Regions from separate parts of the Homo sapiens genome. Here region 1 is linked to region 2. Evidence: chromatin loops called from intact Hi-C (ENCODE). Cell type or tissue: ovary. All regions are shown on one strand.

Region 1 (8,000 bases), 73 kb after region 2:
GACTGCCCGCAGTGGAGCTGGGGCTGTGAGGCGCGAGGGTCCTGCTGACGGCTCAGCCCTTCTGCCACCCCAGACGTGGTTCTCACCTGGCCTCCTTGGCAGATGGTGCCTTGGGTTTGCTGCCCACAACCCAGCGTGGCTCATGGCTGTCCTGCAGCCATAGTGTTGGCCAGACTTCTGGCCATAGCCAGGGAGATGCATTGCTGCCCATCCGGGCATCTGATGTCCCCTCTCTCCTCTCGCAGAGAGTACGTGGCCCGTGATGGGGAGGAAGTTCTGGAGGACAGGATGAGGCCACTGTCTCTAAGGCAGGGAGACCCTGCCTGCTCTGAGCAACACATGGGCAGAGGAGTGTGGGCATGGCCTCTCGGGCCCTTCCTGACCCTGTGTTGCCGTGGTCCAGCCTCAGCCCTCAAAGTGAGGCGGCCTACAGACAGAGCTTCCCTACAGACCAGGCCAGAAAGGCCAGAGGGGCTTCCTTCTGAGGGTGGTGGGGACAGACGACATGTGGCCTCCCTCCAGAGCCTGCCCTGGCGGGGGTGGGCGGGGAGAGGTTCCCCAGCAACAAGCCCCCTTATATAATCCAGCTCACATCGCGTGGCGTGACTCCAGGTGCCTGTGGGAGGCAGTGCGGGGGTGAGCACCGGGGCGCAAGTGAGTCTCAGAGTTTCGCTCCGTGCTCCTCCCCCCCTTGCTATATGTCAGCGTCATCCGGAGCCTGCCAGCCCGGTCACCCACTTGCTTATTAGAATACATTAGCTGACAATGTGGATTTAAATAACTCGGGCAGGTGACAGCCTGAAGCGCACCCAGCGTAGCTGGGCTCTCCTGCACTGGCCCAGGTGAGGCTGGGGTCTGGGGCCGGAGGAAGGACACATGTGGCGCCGGGACGAACTGGCCGAGCTGGCCGCTTCAGCCACACGTCTGGAGCTGGGCAGGGTGGAGGGGGAGGAGGGACACGGGTGCCCACAACGCAGCACCACCCCGGGCAGGAGTGGGAGCCCGCCCCAGTCCCAGGCCCACTCGCCATCTTCTGAACCCAGCATGGGGTGAGAGTGGCCAGTGACTGGGTGAGCAGGAAGACGGACCTGTGTGAGGACACTGAGCACTGGCCCCTCCTGGCACTGGGGGCCGTACTCGGCTCAACCTCCCTGAGCAAAGACGAAGAAAGACGAACTTTGCTTAACGCTCAGTATAATTAGTCTTCATTTACCGCCTGAAACGTTGTCTTTGTTTTCTTATCACTCTGCTTCTTAAATGACTTAAACTGCCTTGAAAGTGATCTGAAAGGTATTTCTGGATGGGAGCGGAGGGAATCTGTTCTTCAGAATCTGAAATTGGAGGACACCTGGAAAACAAGACCTCAGTGTGTTCCCGCAGGTCCCTGCAGACAGGAGACAGCAGAGCTGTACCTGCGGGTGCCGCTTCGCATGCCGTCAGGGAGGACCCAGACGTCTCCATGCTGCTGGGCGCCGCGCAGATGGCTTCCCTGCCCGGGGCTGGCTGCTTCTAATTTCAGCTGCTGGAGGCTCCGCGCTCTCACTCTTGCTCGCGCTCTCTCTCTCTCTCTTTTATTCCATGTTTATTTAAAGCCAGATTTTGAAATGTTGTCTTCAGCCCTAAAATCTCACTTTATCTTCTTGCAGCAGATCCTATAAAACCCCACTTAGGTGCCTAGAGGGTGGGGGACTTCGAGGACAGAGTTTCCCTGGCCCGCTGCCTGACACTGTCTCCGTAAACATTCCGATGACTGGTCAGTGTTTTCCCAGTGGAGCAGCCCAGTGTCACGTCCACCCAGACGGAATACAGACGAGCCGGGTGGACGTCGTGAGTCCAGATACACGAGAGAGAGCATGGCCTCCCCAGTGACATGCAGGAAGCACGCCTGCCCCGGTGCTCGGAGTTGAACTTAGGCAGGGGAGTCTGAGGCTGCCCTGCCGTCTCCTGTCTGGGGTCGTGATGCAGTGGGGCCTGTCATGAGTGGTCCAGACGTGTACCCCCGGAGGTGGAACAGTGACAGCCTCAGGTGCCCTGGTGCCTCCTCCTTCCCGGCTCTTCCTGGCACTCTGCTTCCTTCTCCTAACCTGAGAGCCACACGCTATTTCTTCTTGTCCATCTAGAAACCAAGGACATCTGGAAGGGGTCTTCCACCTTAGACCCTAACAGGGGAAGTGCAACGCAGCTTTCTGGCCGCGCTGACCCGACAGGGCTGCTCCGATGGGGAAGCGTGGCCACTCGCACAGATGTTCATTTGCACAGCATCAGACCACACAGCAGCTGGGGCCCTTTGTCCCACCGGCCATGGGAGCCCACAGTCAGCCCGTGTGCATGGTAGGTGCTCCAGAAATATGAGGTCCCTTTCTCTTTGATGAGACGTAACTACCCTCATGTCCCTCTATGGCTCGCCTCAGAATGTGCTAGAAGAGCTTTGATGAAAGGGGGATGTCTTGATGAACTGCACAGGGTGAAGGCAAAACTGGCCGAGGGGCCAGGCTGGATGTGTAGCGGGGAGGACACCTGCAGGAATGGAGTTTACCTAAATAGGTGCTCCTGGAGCCAGTAGTGCTAAGGAAGGAGCTCCCTGGCTTATCGTGCGCAGAGCCGCAGCGCCCCAGCCCAGCCACGGAGCCACACAGCTGCCTCTGGCTAGGGGCTAGGAGGCGGGCAGGGTGGGACGCAGCCGGGGGCAGTTGCCCCAGGGCTGGCTAGAGATGGCGGCCGTGGCCAAGCCAGTCTCCAGCCGACTTAACGCCAGAGCTACCGGGGCCCAGAGGAGGCGTGGCTGTGTTTCCAGTGAGAGCCAAGCAGTTTTCCAAAGAGCGCCGCAAGCTACTGCCAGGGCCTTTATGTTCTAAAGATGTGCGGAGCGTGTCTCAGTGGCTTCGCCGGCATACTTGGCCAGAAAGTAACATGATTTCGAGAAAACATGATTTGAGTGTTAAGCTCGAGAATATCATTTCCCCCAGCAAGTTCTTTTTCTTCTCACAAAGTTGGAAGACACAGAAATCTTTGTAGAGGTTCATGGAAAACTTTAGCTGTTTCCTAGCTGCCCAGATGAAAAGAATATTCCATCCACTGGGGGAAAACAATTACTCTAAACAGATTCGGGTGGCATTTTACCCCTCGTCCAACTGGCTGCACGTGACCTTTGCCGGCGTGGCTCCAATGCCCAGAGACGAGGCTGGTGTGAAGAGCTGGCTGCTGATCCCTGGAATCTGCCGCTAATTCTCACTCAGATTTTGAGATTTTCTCTGCGGCTGCAGGAGCCAACAGAGTCCTTTGTGCGGCCTCAGGACTCGGCTTTCAGAGGCCCTGGAGCCAGTGGTGTTGGATTCAGCCGTAATTCTTCATTCTTTGGCTCAAGGGAAAACCTTGATTCTGCACAGGATTGCAAAAGCCGAGGCACTCCAGCTAGGACACGGCGTCATTGGAGTGCCCTGGTGCGTTCCAAGGAAAGTTGAGTTGGTGATTTCCAAGTGGTTTTGGGCAGGGCAGGGTCTCCAAAAGGCTGGAGGTGCTGGAGGAGAGGCTGGGTTAGCTTGGCTGGAAGGGGCCCTGCCCTTGTTGCGTCAAGCCTGGGAGACTGGACTTGGGACTCAGGTGCATTTGGAGTTTTTTTGTTGTGTTTTTTGTTTTGTTTTGTTTTGAGACGGGGTCTTGCTCTGTCGCCCAGGCTGGAGTGCAGTGGCACGATCTTGGCTCACTGCAAACTCTGTCTCCCGGGTTCAAGCGATTCTCCTGCCTCAGCCTCCTGAGTAGCTGGGACTACAGGCGCCTGCCACCATGCCTGGCTAATTTTTTTGTATTTTTAGTAGAGACGGGGTTTCACCATGTGAGCCAGGATGGTCTTGATCTCCTGACCTCGTGATCCGCCCGCCTCGGCCTCCCAGAGTGCTGGGATTACAGGCATGAGCCACTGCACCCGGCCGGAGTTGTTTGTTTTGAGACAGGCTCTCTCTCTGTCGCTCAGGCTAGAGGACAGTGGTTAGATCTTGGATCACTGTAGCCTTGAACTCTTGGGTTCAAGGGATCTTCCCACCTCAGTCTCCTGAGTAGTTGGGACTACAGATGCGCGCCACCACGCCTGGCTAGGTTTTGTGTTTTTGTAGAGATGGGGTCTCGCTATGTTGCCCAGGCTGGTCTCAAACTCCTGGACTTAAGTGATCTGCCTTCCTTGGCCTCCCATCATGCTGGGATTACAGGCATGAGCCACGGTGTTGGCTGCATTTGGGTTTTATATATTTTTATTTATTTATTTATTTTGAGAGACAGTCTTGCTCTGTCGCCCACGCTAGAATGCAGTGGCACGATCTTGGCTCACTGCAACCTTTGCCTCCCAGGTTCAAGCGATTCCCCTGCCTCGGCCTCCCAAGTAGCTGGGATTACAGGTGCCCGCCACCACACACAGCTAATTTTTGTATTTTTAGTAGAGGCGGCGTTTCACCATGTTGGCCAGGCTGGTCTTGAACTCCTGACCCCAGGCGATCTGCCCAACTCGGCCTCCCAAAGTGCTGGGATTACAGGCGTGAGCCACCACGCCCAGCCGCATTTGGATTTTATAATAAGCTTTGCTGTGCAGGAGAAGTGGTCCCTGGCATCCCAGCCCCCTGGCCTGACGAGGTTGGAGGGCTCCTTGGGCCCCCACCACTCTGCTGCAGCCAGGGTGGGTGCAGGGCTGGGAGGGTGAGCCACGAACTTGACATCGGTGACCTTCACTGCCACCTGGTGGACAGCCTGGGAGTGGTAGCTGGTGGGCTGCGCGGCGGAAGGGGTGCAGTGTCCCGGACGAAGACGGCTGAGCATTGTGGAGACCAGCATAGAGAGGCCACAGCAAGTGGGGTGTGACATCAGGGACAAGGGAGAGGTCACAGACTCGGATAGTGGCCGTCCTGTGCTGGCCCCTGCATCTGGGTGGTTGGCAGGTGGAGCACCAAGATACAGGGTTGATAGGACTAGGCTGGAATCCTGGACTCTCTCTGATCCCGGCAAAGTCACAGAAGCTTCTCCTGTCCTGTCGCTGGTCTTTGGAAGGGAGGAGTGACACCCTCCTCCTGGGCTGGCGCGGGGAAGAGAAGCTCCCGCGTGTGAAACAGCTCCACCACCAAGCGCCTGCAGACGAGCGGTGTGTTCCGCCTGGAACCTGCCGAGGGAACGTGTGGGGAAGGTGTGGCCGCCCTGGGAGGCTCAGCTCTGCAGGAAATTCGCTCCTTCTGATGTGCGTTTCAAACGGCCCTACGACATCTTTTTCTTAAATTGAGGTAAAATTCACATAACATAAAATTACCCATTTTAAAGTGTTCTGTTCAGTCCAATGTGGTGCCATTCAGCACATTCATGATGTACAGTGGCAACTCCACCTTGTTCCAAAACATTTTTTGAGATGGAGTCTTGCTCTGTCGCCCAGGCTGGAGTGCAGTGGCGCGATCTTGGCTCCCTGCAACCTCCACCTCCTGGGTTCAAGCGATTCTCCTGCCTCAGCCTCCCGAGTAGCTGGGATTACAGGTGCCTGCCGTCACGCCCACTAATTTTTGTATTTTTAGCAGAGACAGGGTTTCGCGACGTTGGCCAGGCTGGTCTCGAACTCCTGACCTCAGGTGATCCACCCGCCTCAGCTTCCCAAAGTTCTGGGATTACAGACATGAGCCACCGTGCCCGGCCCCCAAAACATTTTCATCACCCCAAAAGGAAACCCCAGCCACTGGCAATCACTGGCTCTTCCCTGGCCCTAGTGGCCCCTCCCCCGCCCTGGTGGCCCCTCCCCCACCCTGGTGGCCCCTCCCCCGCCCTGGTGGCCCCTCCCCTGCCCTGGTGGCCCCTCCCCCACCCTGGTGGCCCCTCCCCCGCCCTGGTGGCCCCTCCCCCGCCCTGGTGGCCACTCCCCCGCCCTGGTGGCCCCTCCCCCGCCCTGGTGGCCCCTCCCCCGCCCTGGTGGCCCCTCCCCCACCCTGGTGGCCCCTCCCCCGCCCTGGTGGCCACTCCCCCGCCCTGGTGGTCCCTCCCCCGCCCTGGTGGTCCCTTCCCTGCCCTGGTGGCCGCTCCCCCGCCCTGGTGGTCCCTCCCCTGCATCTGTCCTTGGGCACTGGCCCATTGGACATTTCGTGGGACTGGAACCACACAGTATGTGGCTTCTTCCACTGAGCATGATGTCCTTGGGTTCATCCACGCTGTGGCCTGTATCAGAACTTCCCGCCTGTTGATGGCTGGATAGCTCCCCATGGGAGGGATGTCTGACATTTGGTTTCTCAATTTGGCAGTGGATGGATACTTGCTTGGGTCTGTACCTAGGAGTGGAGTTGCTGGTTCTTATGGAAATTCCATGTTTAGCTTTTTGGGAAACTGTCAAACTGGTTTCCACAGCGGCTGCAGCATTTTACCTCCCTGCCAGCCAGGGTACAGTTCCTCACAGCTTCACCACACTGGTTTTCTGTTTTTTGTTTTTGTTTTTTTAATTCTAGCCATCCTGAAGGTGTGAGGCAGATCTCCTGGTGGTTTTGTTTGTTTGTTTTTCAGACAGAGTCTCGCTCTGTCGCCCACGCTGGAGTGCAGTACTGCGATCTTGGCTCACTGCAACCTCTGCCTCCTGGGTTCAAGCGATTCTTATACCTCAGCCTCCAGAGTAGCTGGGATTATAGGTGCCCACCACCATGCCCGGCTAATTTTTGTATTTTTAGTAGAGATGGAGTTTCACCATGTTGGCTAGGCTGGTCTTGAACTCCTGACCTCAGGTGATCCACCCACCTCGGCCTCCCAAAGTGCTGGGAATACAGACGTGAGCCACTGCGCCCAGCCTCCTGGTGGTTTTGACTTGCATTTCCTGGTGGCGATGGTGTTGAGCGTCTTCTGCGTGCCGCCTTTTTCAAAGGAGCCGGAATTCTCCCAGAAATGTCAGTTCTCCCATTCAGTTTCCATCGGGGAAGTGAGCCTGGAGGACGCCGTGGAGTCCACACCCTACACCTGCCTTCCCCTTGCAGGTTTTTGGCCCAAATCTCAGCTCCTTCAGCTACATGGGGCCTCCCTGGACCCAACCCAGGGGCACCTTTTGGCCCAAGGGGAGTTTCAGAAGCAGCGAGGACAGACACATGTGGGGGGCATCTGCAGGTGGTAGAGGGTGTGAAAGGAGGTCCCTGAGCTGCCAGGCACCCAGACTGTGTCTGTAGGGAGGCCCCGCAGTCCCTGCACCCCCTCGACTGCCCGGTGCTCTCCGTGGAGAAACACGACAGACGCGGTTGGACACAGCACAGTGGATGGACGTCCCCACCTGCTCCCTGCAGACGCTTTGGGTGGAAGCCCAGACTGTCCCTGGCTGCCAAGCAGACCATGCTGAGGGGTGGTGGCCGGGAGCCAGGGAGCCGGCCCACTCCTGCCCCAGTGACACCCCACAGGCCACAGGAGAAATGCCAGGAGCCTCATGGTGTGGAAAGGGACACGGAGGCCCGGAGCACTGAGGGGCTTTCCCAAGGCCACGCGGCCGGGCACGGGGAAGCTGGGCCCTCCCGGCGCCTCCAAGGCCTCTTCCCGGCTGGAGGCAGCTTCACCCACCAGGCCTGGCAGTCGAGAGTCTGAGACTTCAGTAGTAATGGGGTTTCTTGGCAGGAAACTGGGAGATGAGTAGGTTTCCGGAAAGGCTGGAGAGAACCTGAGAGCTGAAGGGAAACACCGGAGCCAGCCTGGCCCAAGGACCAGCCTTTAGTCCAACCGCAGGCCCTGTGCTGGCTGGGGTGCAGCTGGCTCTGCCCCTGGGTGTGGCTGCTGTTACTGCCTCCCCGCCCCCCAAATGCAGCTCTCAATGCTGCCGGCTGCTCCCAACGTGAGGCCCAGCCTCAGCTGTGGAGCAAAGGTGCACCTCCAGGAGCATCTCCACCAAACCTCAACGAAGACCACCCCCCCCAGGAGGGGCAAGCTGGAACCCCCTGAGCTGACCTCCTGGGGCCTCCTTCGGCCCCTTTAACCAAGCACGGTGGAGCCCAGGCTATCCTGTCCACGATTGCACCGCAGACGGG
Region 2 (8,000 bases):
GGCAGCACCCCAGCCACTGACAGCCCCGCTCTCACTCCCTGGCCCCGTCATGGGGCCTGGCCCCCGCCAGAGGGCGCAGACGCCCGCCACTGTCCTGGGTCTAGCAGGCGGGAGGCCTGCGCTCCACAGCGCTCCCTGCCTGGCAGCTGTGGCAGCACAGCCTGTCACCGCTGAGTCCTTCAGCAGCGAGGCTGCCTCCAGGGGTCAAAGGTGCTGCTGCTGTCCTTGCCTGCACCTGCCCACAGTGCCCAGCAGGCCCAGGCCGGCAGGAGGGGCCTCTCCAGGGAGGGAAGAGCACTTGTCTCCTGGCTGTCCCCAGGCTGTGGGGACTGGAGCACTGGTTCTGTATCACGTGCGTGTGTGTGTGTGTGCACGCACGCGCACGTACATGAGAGTGTGGTGGGTGGGGGGAACAAGTGTCAAGGTATAGCCCGTGGATCCCTGCAACCCTTTATTTTAGAAAGACATGACCAGGGCCTCCCTGGTGGGCTTGGCTCCGGAACTACATCTTCGAAACTCTTGAAATGTTCCAGAATGTTCCAGGGGACACATGTGATCCCATCCCAACTCCTACCCATGGACTATGGGTGAACAGGGGCCTGCTGGCCCTGCCTGTTCCCGGTGGGGAGTCTGGCCTCTGGGCCTTGCCTGCTCTGGGGGCTAAGTCAGCCTCCTAGGAGGGGATCCCCTTGCTCACATCGGGGCTCAGGATATCCATGGAGGGGGCTGCTGCAGCCCGTCCCTGAGGAACTCGCTCCTGGTTCAGCAGGGCCAGGCTTGGTCCTGGGACATGGCGGATCCCAGGGCGGGATTCCCCCACAAGGAACGACAAGGCTGGGGATGCCGGAAACACAGGGCTGCAGGACTGTGCTGGGGGACGCCTAGCGGGAGACACAGGGCCGCAGGACTGTGCCGGGGGACACCTAGCGGGAGACACAGGGCCGCAGGACTGTGCCGGGGGACGCCTAGCGGGAAACACAGGGCCAAGAGTCTACCGGCCCAAGGAGGGGCCCTCAACAGATGACGGGCAGAGGGGTCTCTCAGAGGTCACGAGGGCAGCAGCATGTGGCCACCACCCAAGGCCCCACCTGGGACCACAGTGGCTCAGGGGTGCAGGCAGAGGTGGTAGAGGCACAGGTCACCAAGAGCCTGGGAGCCAGGGGAGGACCCTGTGACCAGGTTTGAGTCCCAGGGAGGCCACTCTGGAGCAGTGAGGGAGGGACTGGGGAGGCCACCTGAGAGCCAGGCAGGGCCCCTGGCTACCCAGGAAGCAAAGAGATAGGGCAGGTTTGGGTTGGGTGAGGGGTGGCAGGTCCACGTACGACAGCCGAGCTATGGCAGCTGCTGGACCTGGGGCCAGTGTCATGGTTGTCTTGGGTGGCCTAGGGGCCCAGTGGCACAGTGGTCTTGGGTGGCTGGGGACCCAGGCTTGGGGCTGGGGGTCCTCAGTGCCTCGGGTGAGCAGAGCCATGAGCCCAGAGGCTGTACCCCAGGACTGTGGATAGAGGGGCCACAGGAAGAGCAAGTGAGGACACAGAGGCCACCCACCAGGTGTCCCACCGGGACTCCGGCACCCAGCACGGAGCATGACCGTCCCCTGCCTGGCGTCAGCCTGCACCTGCCCAGGACATGGCTGTGGCAGAAGAGCCAAGAACATTCTAGAAGAATGTTCTAGAAGGCCTTGAAAGCCCATCAGACTCTCCCTGGTTGCAGGTGGCAATTTCTAATGTGAGTCTTCAAAATGCCTGCACCCTGTGACCTGGTAATTCTCCCAGAACTTCACCCCCAAGAAAACCCGAAATAAACGAGAGTTCGAGCCTGGACACTGCCCCGGTGTGTTCACGGGGCTGGGGCTGGGGCAGGGGCCTGGGTCATTTCTGCCAGCAAGGCCCAGCGCCGGCACAGCGCAGCCCCCAGCCGCCTCACCTTGGAGTGGTAGGCCGCGGAGTTCTTGGCCACGGCGCACTGCTTCTCCACCAGGAAGCAGAAGCGCCTGCGCTCCTCTGTCAGTGCGGTCTTGTAGCCGTCGGACACGTAATTCTCCAGCTCGCCCTGCTTGTTGCTGATGGCGTCGATGTACTGTGGAGGGAAAGGGAGAAAGGCTCAGCCAGCGATGGAAGGACGCCTGTCAGGACCGGTTTGGGGCAGCCCCACGGACTCAGTCAAAGGACACGTCTCATTCATGCAGAGCAGCTGGAAACAAAACAGCATCTGCGGCCACTCAGGAGACAACCACGCCCCCAGGAGGCTTCAGCTACCCCGGGACCACTCAGGAGATGCCCGATGGCCACATCCCCAGAAGGCTTCCCTGCCCCGGGACCACTCTGGGTGAGTGGAGGGTCCTGCCTCCAGCAGGAGGCTCTGGCAGGGGGCCAGCCTCATCTCAGGGCTCCTGCTGTGGGGTGGGGTCGCGTGCACCTCCCTGTGGCCAAGGCACAGAAGCCTGGGTGTGGATGCGCCCCAGCTCCATGGGCCCCAGGACAGCTTCTTGGTCCTTCCCCCTGTTGCCTGGAGCACTCTCACCTGTGCCTCTGCCTCCAGGGCCCCTCCATCTCAGCCATCTCAGCCATCTCAGCCCCAGCACGAAAGGCAGGAGAGCTGGAGCCCAGGACAGTGGCCAAGGACCCCAGGGAAGCCCTCTGCTGCAGAGGGGACTCCGGGCGCACCTCATCTCCTCTCCCACCCGGCTCCGGCTCTGAATGACGGGGAGCGGGACGCTAAGACACCTGGCTGCCTGGTTTCCGGATAAGCGTGCACCAAGGGAGAACGTGAGAAGGAAGTTCGTGGGGAGGATCAGACAAGAGGTCACCGAGCGGAGACTGGGAGCCCAGAAAGCAAGACCAGCGTCCACGGGGACAGCAAGATCAGATCCACAGGTCACGCCTTTCGGAACAGGGTGTGCCCAGGTGAGGGGCCAGCACGGAACCAGGAATGAGAAGTAGGCCTGATTGCTGCCCTTCCACCTTGGAGCTGCCTGAGTGCCCACCCGGGTGTCCCCGTGGGATGGGGGGATGGGGGGATGGGGGGATGGGGGGATGGGGGGACGGGGAGAATGTGTCCCAGACAAACGCGGAAGCTTTGGAAAACCCTCAGCCCTGGCAGGTGCTCTTGGGCACAGGAAAGACAGGTAGTCAAGCCAGACCCTAGAACCAGGGCAGCCAGCAGGCGGTCCCCACCCTGACCCGGCGGTCAGCCGCTCGGCAGCCCTTGCGTCTGTGGCCCTGGCTCTGACCATGGCGGCTGTCACGTCTTGGCCACTCTGTGCTTCTTGGTGGACACACAGTCGGCCCAGAAAGGGTTCCAGCAAAGACGACAGAAGCTGCTCCAGCCAAAATGATTTCCCCAAAAGGAAAACTGAGTCTCAACCTGACAGAGCTTCCAGATCCAGCTACCGATTCTGAACACACCAGGACGGAGGGTACTAAGAGCTTTAGTTTGGGAAGATGGAAAGTTCTGGAGATGGATGGTGGTGGTGATCGCACAACCCCATGAATGCGCTAATGCCGCTGAACTGTGCACTTAAAGATGGTTACCGTGGTCAACTGTATTAGTTACGTGTATTTTATCACAATTTAAAAAAAAAAAACTTTAAAAGAAGTAGTGCAAGCAAAGCCAGACCAAGAAACTGTAGCTGAGCCCAGGCCTCTCCAACGTGAGCCTCGGGAGGAAACTGGAGAGGGGGAGTTTGGGGGAGAGAGTGGCGAAGAAGCTGAGGGCGGCCGCTGCCTCCCAGGCCCCGGACTGTGCTCCCATCCTGGGCAGAGGCGCCTCCCAGCCTGCCCATGGGTGCAGGGCTTGTTGTATGACTCACCTGACCAACAGGGCTGTAGGTGGAAGTGACAGTTCCAAACCCCAGGGCTCTCTGCCTCTGTCCCTCTGGGAGGAGCATGCCTCCCCACCCCCCGCTGGCCCCTCCATGACCCCAGCTGGCCTGGGGATCATGTGCCTGAGGTCTGGGGTAGCGCGTGACACCACAGCCCTATGGCACAGCTGACACCCGGCACCCGGGGTTCCCGATTCCAGAACCCCAGCCCGACAGTGGGAGGGCTCGACTGGGACCCTGGATGTCAAGGGCTCTCCGGTTTTGTAGGCTGGAAACTTTCCATCCCAAAACGCTGATGAGGCTGTGGGTGGCTGGTGAGGGCAAGGGAGGAGCACCCGAGGCACAGACCCTGTCCCCAGGGACACACCCAGGCCCCTCCTGGGAGGCCGCAGGAGGCTAGCTGCTTCAGCAGGGAGCCAGCTTCTCCTCTGCCAGGAAGGTCTTTCCAGCTCTCCTCTGTCTCGCCTCTCCTCCTGTGCCTACCTACCTTGGGCTGAGCCCCTACCGGCCTCAGGCAGACCCTCCACAGCAGGACTCAGACCCCCCGTCCACCGGGATTGCCCGTCAAGGAGTGGTCAGTTCAGAATCGGCTCTTAAGAAGATGCGGCCTCCGCAAGGGGGCGGCCTCCCCTGCCTGACTCAGCCTCGCGGCCGCCCCGCCTACAGCTCTGACTCAGCGTGGGTGGGCAGTGCCGGGCCGGGTGGGCGGCGGGGAGGGGAGCGGAGCAGCCTGTTCCCTGGCTGCCTACCCCCGCAAGCCTCCACTACAGGGGTGAGAACCAGCCTGGCAGGGTGTGGGTCGGTCCCAGCACTACCACCGGGCACTGGCTCTGCCTGCTGGCCAGTGTGAGCAGACCATGCTGTCCCCAAGGCCAGAGCCTGCCCAGCCACATCCCCCAACACGGAGCCCGGCGCTCCCCTGCCCTTGCAGCCCACCCTGCTTTCCCACACTAAACCCCACCTGCCCCTCAAAACAACGGGCTTGCTACTCCTATCCCCAGTAGGCCTTGACCCTCCAGAGGCGCTGTAGGGCCTGGCCACAGGGTCACCTAAAGGGGACCTGAGATGGCATTTAGGAAGTGAGAAGTTTGATCACAGGTGAGAGGCCCTGCAAGGCAACCTTAAGCAGACTTTCCAGCAAGCTCTGCTCCATGCTGAGGCCTCTGCCGCCACCCCCACTGCCGCTGCCTCCTCCTCCTCCTCCTCTCCTTTCTCCTTCTTCTCCTCCTCTACTTTCTCCTCCACCTCCTCCTCCTCCACAGCTGGAGCGCGAAGTACTTTTCCTCTGGTTATGCAACATGCACCTACCAGGGCTTCCTGCTCCTGCTCCCAAGAACCTCCAGTGACCTCTGAGGCTCCTTCTCCAGGAAGGGGTAGAGTGCGACAGCCAGATTCAGGGGTACCCTGGGGCCTGGGGAGGGCATGATGGCCGTGGCCAGGACGCCACATACTGCAGCCATGGAGGAGGACACCTGAGCCCGCTGTGCTCCAGCCTCAGCCTGGCTGCTGGACTCCTTTCCTGACCTTCAGGATCAAAGGGACTGGGTGGGGAGGGTGTGCTCCGAGAAACAAGTGGGCTTGTGCACAAGGAGGGGCCTGGAGATGAGCACCCACCCATGCCCCTGCAACACCACTCAGACCAACACCCAGGCCTGTTCCAAGGCCGCCTGCAGGGTCCTGCCCCGCTCCTCCCGCAGGGAACTGCCAGGGATGCTGGGGTGCGCCTCCAGGCTCTGAGTGGCCTGTGATGGGGGTGCCTGCTTTGGAGGGAGCTATTCGGTGCCCAGAATCCCTTAAGTGGGGCAGCCTCAGGAATGTGTGTGAGGTTCCATGGAGAAACCCCCAACGCACCCCATCATGAGGATTCTGTGCCCTCCCTGGGGACTTTTCCAGCGGTGGCCGGCCCGGAAAGCATGGTGGGCAGAGAGCTCAGGGCCAGAGAGCACTCAGCAGGAGATCCAACGCCTGGCAAAAGAAACTGAGGCACTGAGAAAAGGCAGGCCCAGGGGGCTGCCCAGAGCCACGGCCTCCACACTGGTTGCTGTCTGAATAGGACTCGGGGGAAGAGAAGGTGCTGCTTGGAGTGGTCACCCCAGGACAGCAGTGTAAACTAGGCTGCAGGGCCCCCTGGGTCTCCTCACCCTGAGAACGGCACCTTCCAAACTAAGGCCCCTGGAGCTGCTCCGGTTGCCCACCCTACAGGCGGTTTCTGGGTTTTTAGGCTACGGTACTTTCTCACGCTCATGCTCAGTTCCCCAGGGGAGAGTACAGCGAGGGGTACTGGCCTCATTAGCAGGGTACGGCAGCCTCCCTGGCCGGGAAGAGAGTTGGTGTTTTATTTTTAAGTCTTCCACTTACTCAAAGGAGCCCCGTAAATGGCTGGGAGTGGCACACAGGTCACAAGAGAAACCCAGGGGAAGTCGGGGGAGAGACAGAAAGTACGGCTGCACGGTGCTCTGGCGGGGCCCCTCCAGATCCTGGGGACAGGGAGGAGAGATGTTCCCAGAGCAGCAAGGCAGGGATGGCCAGCCCCCGAAGGACGGGGGGAGCTGACACCTCCTGCCTTGGAGCCCCCACATGAGCATCTGGCTATGGCAGAGCCTGAGTCAGCGCATGACATGCGGCTGCCACTCTGTCTAGGAATGACAGCTGCCTCTCCTCACCTGCTGTTCCAGGACACTGACTCCTCATACAGAGAGGCCACGACTGTACAGGGCAGATCCTGGAAATCTAGGCCAGGCAGGAGCTTCACCACACAAGGGGCCGGTGCGGGGACGGGGAGGAGAGGAGGTGGCGGCCAGCACTGCAGGGCCCGGCCAACTGTGACCTGCTGTTGGACGGGGATGACCTATACGGGGCACGTCCGAGCTGTGTGGAAAGTGCAGGGGACAGAGCACGGCCTGGTCTGTACCTCCTACCTGGCAGCCCGGCCATTTACAACGGCCCTGAGCCTGCCCCATGGGCAGGCAGTCCCAGTGGCTGGCCCCCTCCAGTCCCCGCCCGCCGCTGAGCCACCGGCTGCGTGCTTAGCTGGGTGCCATGGCGACAGCACTATGGAAACACCCAGCTGAAAGCATTTAAGACCCACAGAATGCTCCCACTTAGTCACCCTGGGCTGAACAGCCCCGTGATCAGAGAAGACAAAAGTGATCAGAACACATCTCTCCTCTCCGCAGCATGCGGTGACTCAGAGTGGGGGAGGGGCATTCCAGAAAAAACCAAGGCGGCTTTGGTTTACCTCATCCGCCACGGCTGCTGCAGCTTTCCCACGTTCTTTAACCCCCCAGGTCCCCTGCAGCATATGAATGAGAACGTAATTCTTGGCCTTCAGCTGTCACCATGGGTAACACTTACTCGAAAGGATGCGGCTGCGGACCGGTCAGCTGTGGTGTGTGGGGTGAGAATCAGGTGCCCCAAGTAGCACATGGTCACTGGCCACCTGCAGGCTGCAGCCAGTGGCTGCTCTAAAACCCACTGACCAGGCCTCCCAGGCTGATGGGCACGGTACCCAGGCAGAGGAGGGAGGGCAGCATGGCAGGTGGTTAAAAGGAGATGGGAGGACCCTTAAATCTCACGCTGAACACACGTGCTCTGAGCAAGACCCGGGCTGGGCTGAGCAGAGGGTAAGCCGCACCCTCTGGCCCCGGTGGCAGGTGGAAGAGCTGGTCATTCCGCTCCCCAAGGAAGGCATTACAGGAAGATCCTCAGGAAGGGAACAGTGCCACTTTGGCAGGATCAGGGATCCATGAGCCCTGACGGTCCCCATTTTCCTGGGAAAAAGGCCCAGAGCTTTCAGCAGATTGGCAAGGGGTGCCCAGGAACAACAGGTCCCAACAGACCCACAGCTTGGTATTGGGATGGACAGTCTGGTGAGCACATGCCCACGGGCACAGGAGACAGCAGGTCGCTTCTGTCCACACCAGTGGGCTAGACACACAAACAGGCTAGAGGATCACAGACCAAGCTGTCCCCAAGAGCCAGCAAAGGGTTGGCAAGATGCAGGAGAAGTGGGGGCTAAGATGTTCGAGTGGCCCAGCCCTGAGGCTTGGGGAAGCAGAGTGCCCGACCCCTGGCTGCCCTGGCCCCGGGGACACTGAGGGTCCCTGTGTCAGCTGCGGATGCAGAAGCCCTGAGAGGGCTCCGTGGCTCCTGGCTCCTCACACTCCTGTTTTTCCTG

Evidence for each region. A loop is a pair of places that touch in the nucleus more often than their neighbours do. Peaks named below come from ENCODE experiments on the same cell type or tissue, not always from the same donor. Only the 100,000 strongest peaks of a DNase experiment are listed, where the experiment ranks them.
Region 1: a loop joins it to region 2, with 3 times the contacts of the local background. A loop is called at or near these places in 100 of 110 quality-filtered maps.

Annotation. Positions count from the first base shown.
Region 1 is chr17:81,020,704-81,028,703 of GRCh38, reverse strand. LOC124904078 (a long non-coding RNA gene) reads left to right here and starts at 7,786. Exons shown (of 2, transcript XR_007065934.1): 1 at 7,786-8,000. RefSeq lists an enhancer at 4,783-4,842. In ovary, a CTCF peak has its summit at 4,718 (motif pointing left); a DNase peak (open chromatin) is centred at 4,741.
Region 2 is chr17:81,094,007-81,102,006 of GRCh38, reverse strand. It overlaps BAIAP2 (BAR/IMD domain containing adaptor protein 2), which reads right to left. Exons shown (of 14, transcript NM_001144888.2): 7 at 1,927-2,079. Among named protein-coding and RNA genes, the nearest start is that of MIR657, 27 kb to the left of the region's middle. RefSeq lists enhancers at 1-306, 4,487-5,376, 5,377-6,266, 6,884-7,178. In ovary, CTCF peaks have their summits at 99 (motif pointing right) and 4,417 (motif pointing right); DNase peaks (open chromatin) are centred at 76, 4,476, 5,094 and 6,976; H3K27ac peaks cover 2,381 bases.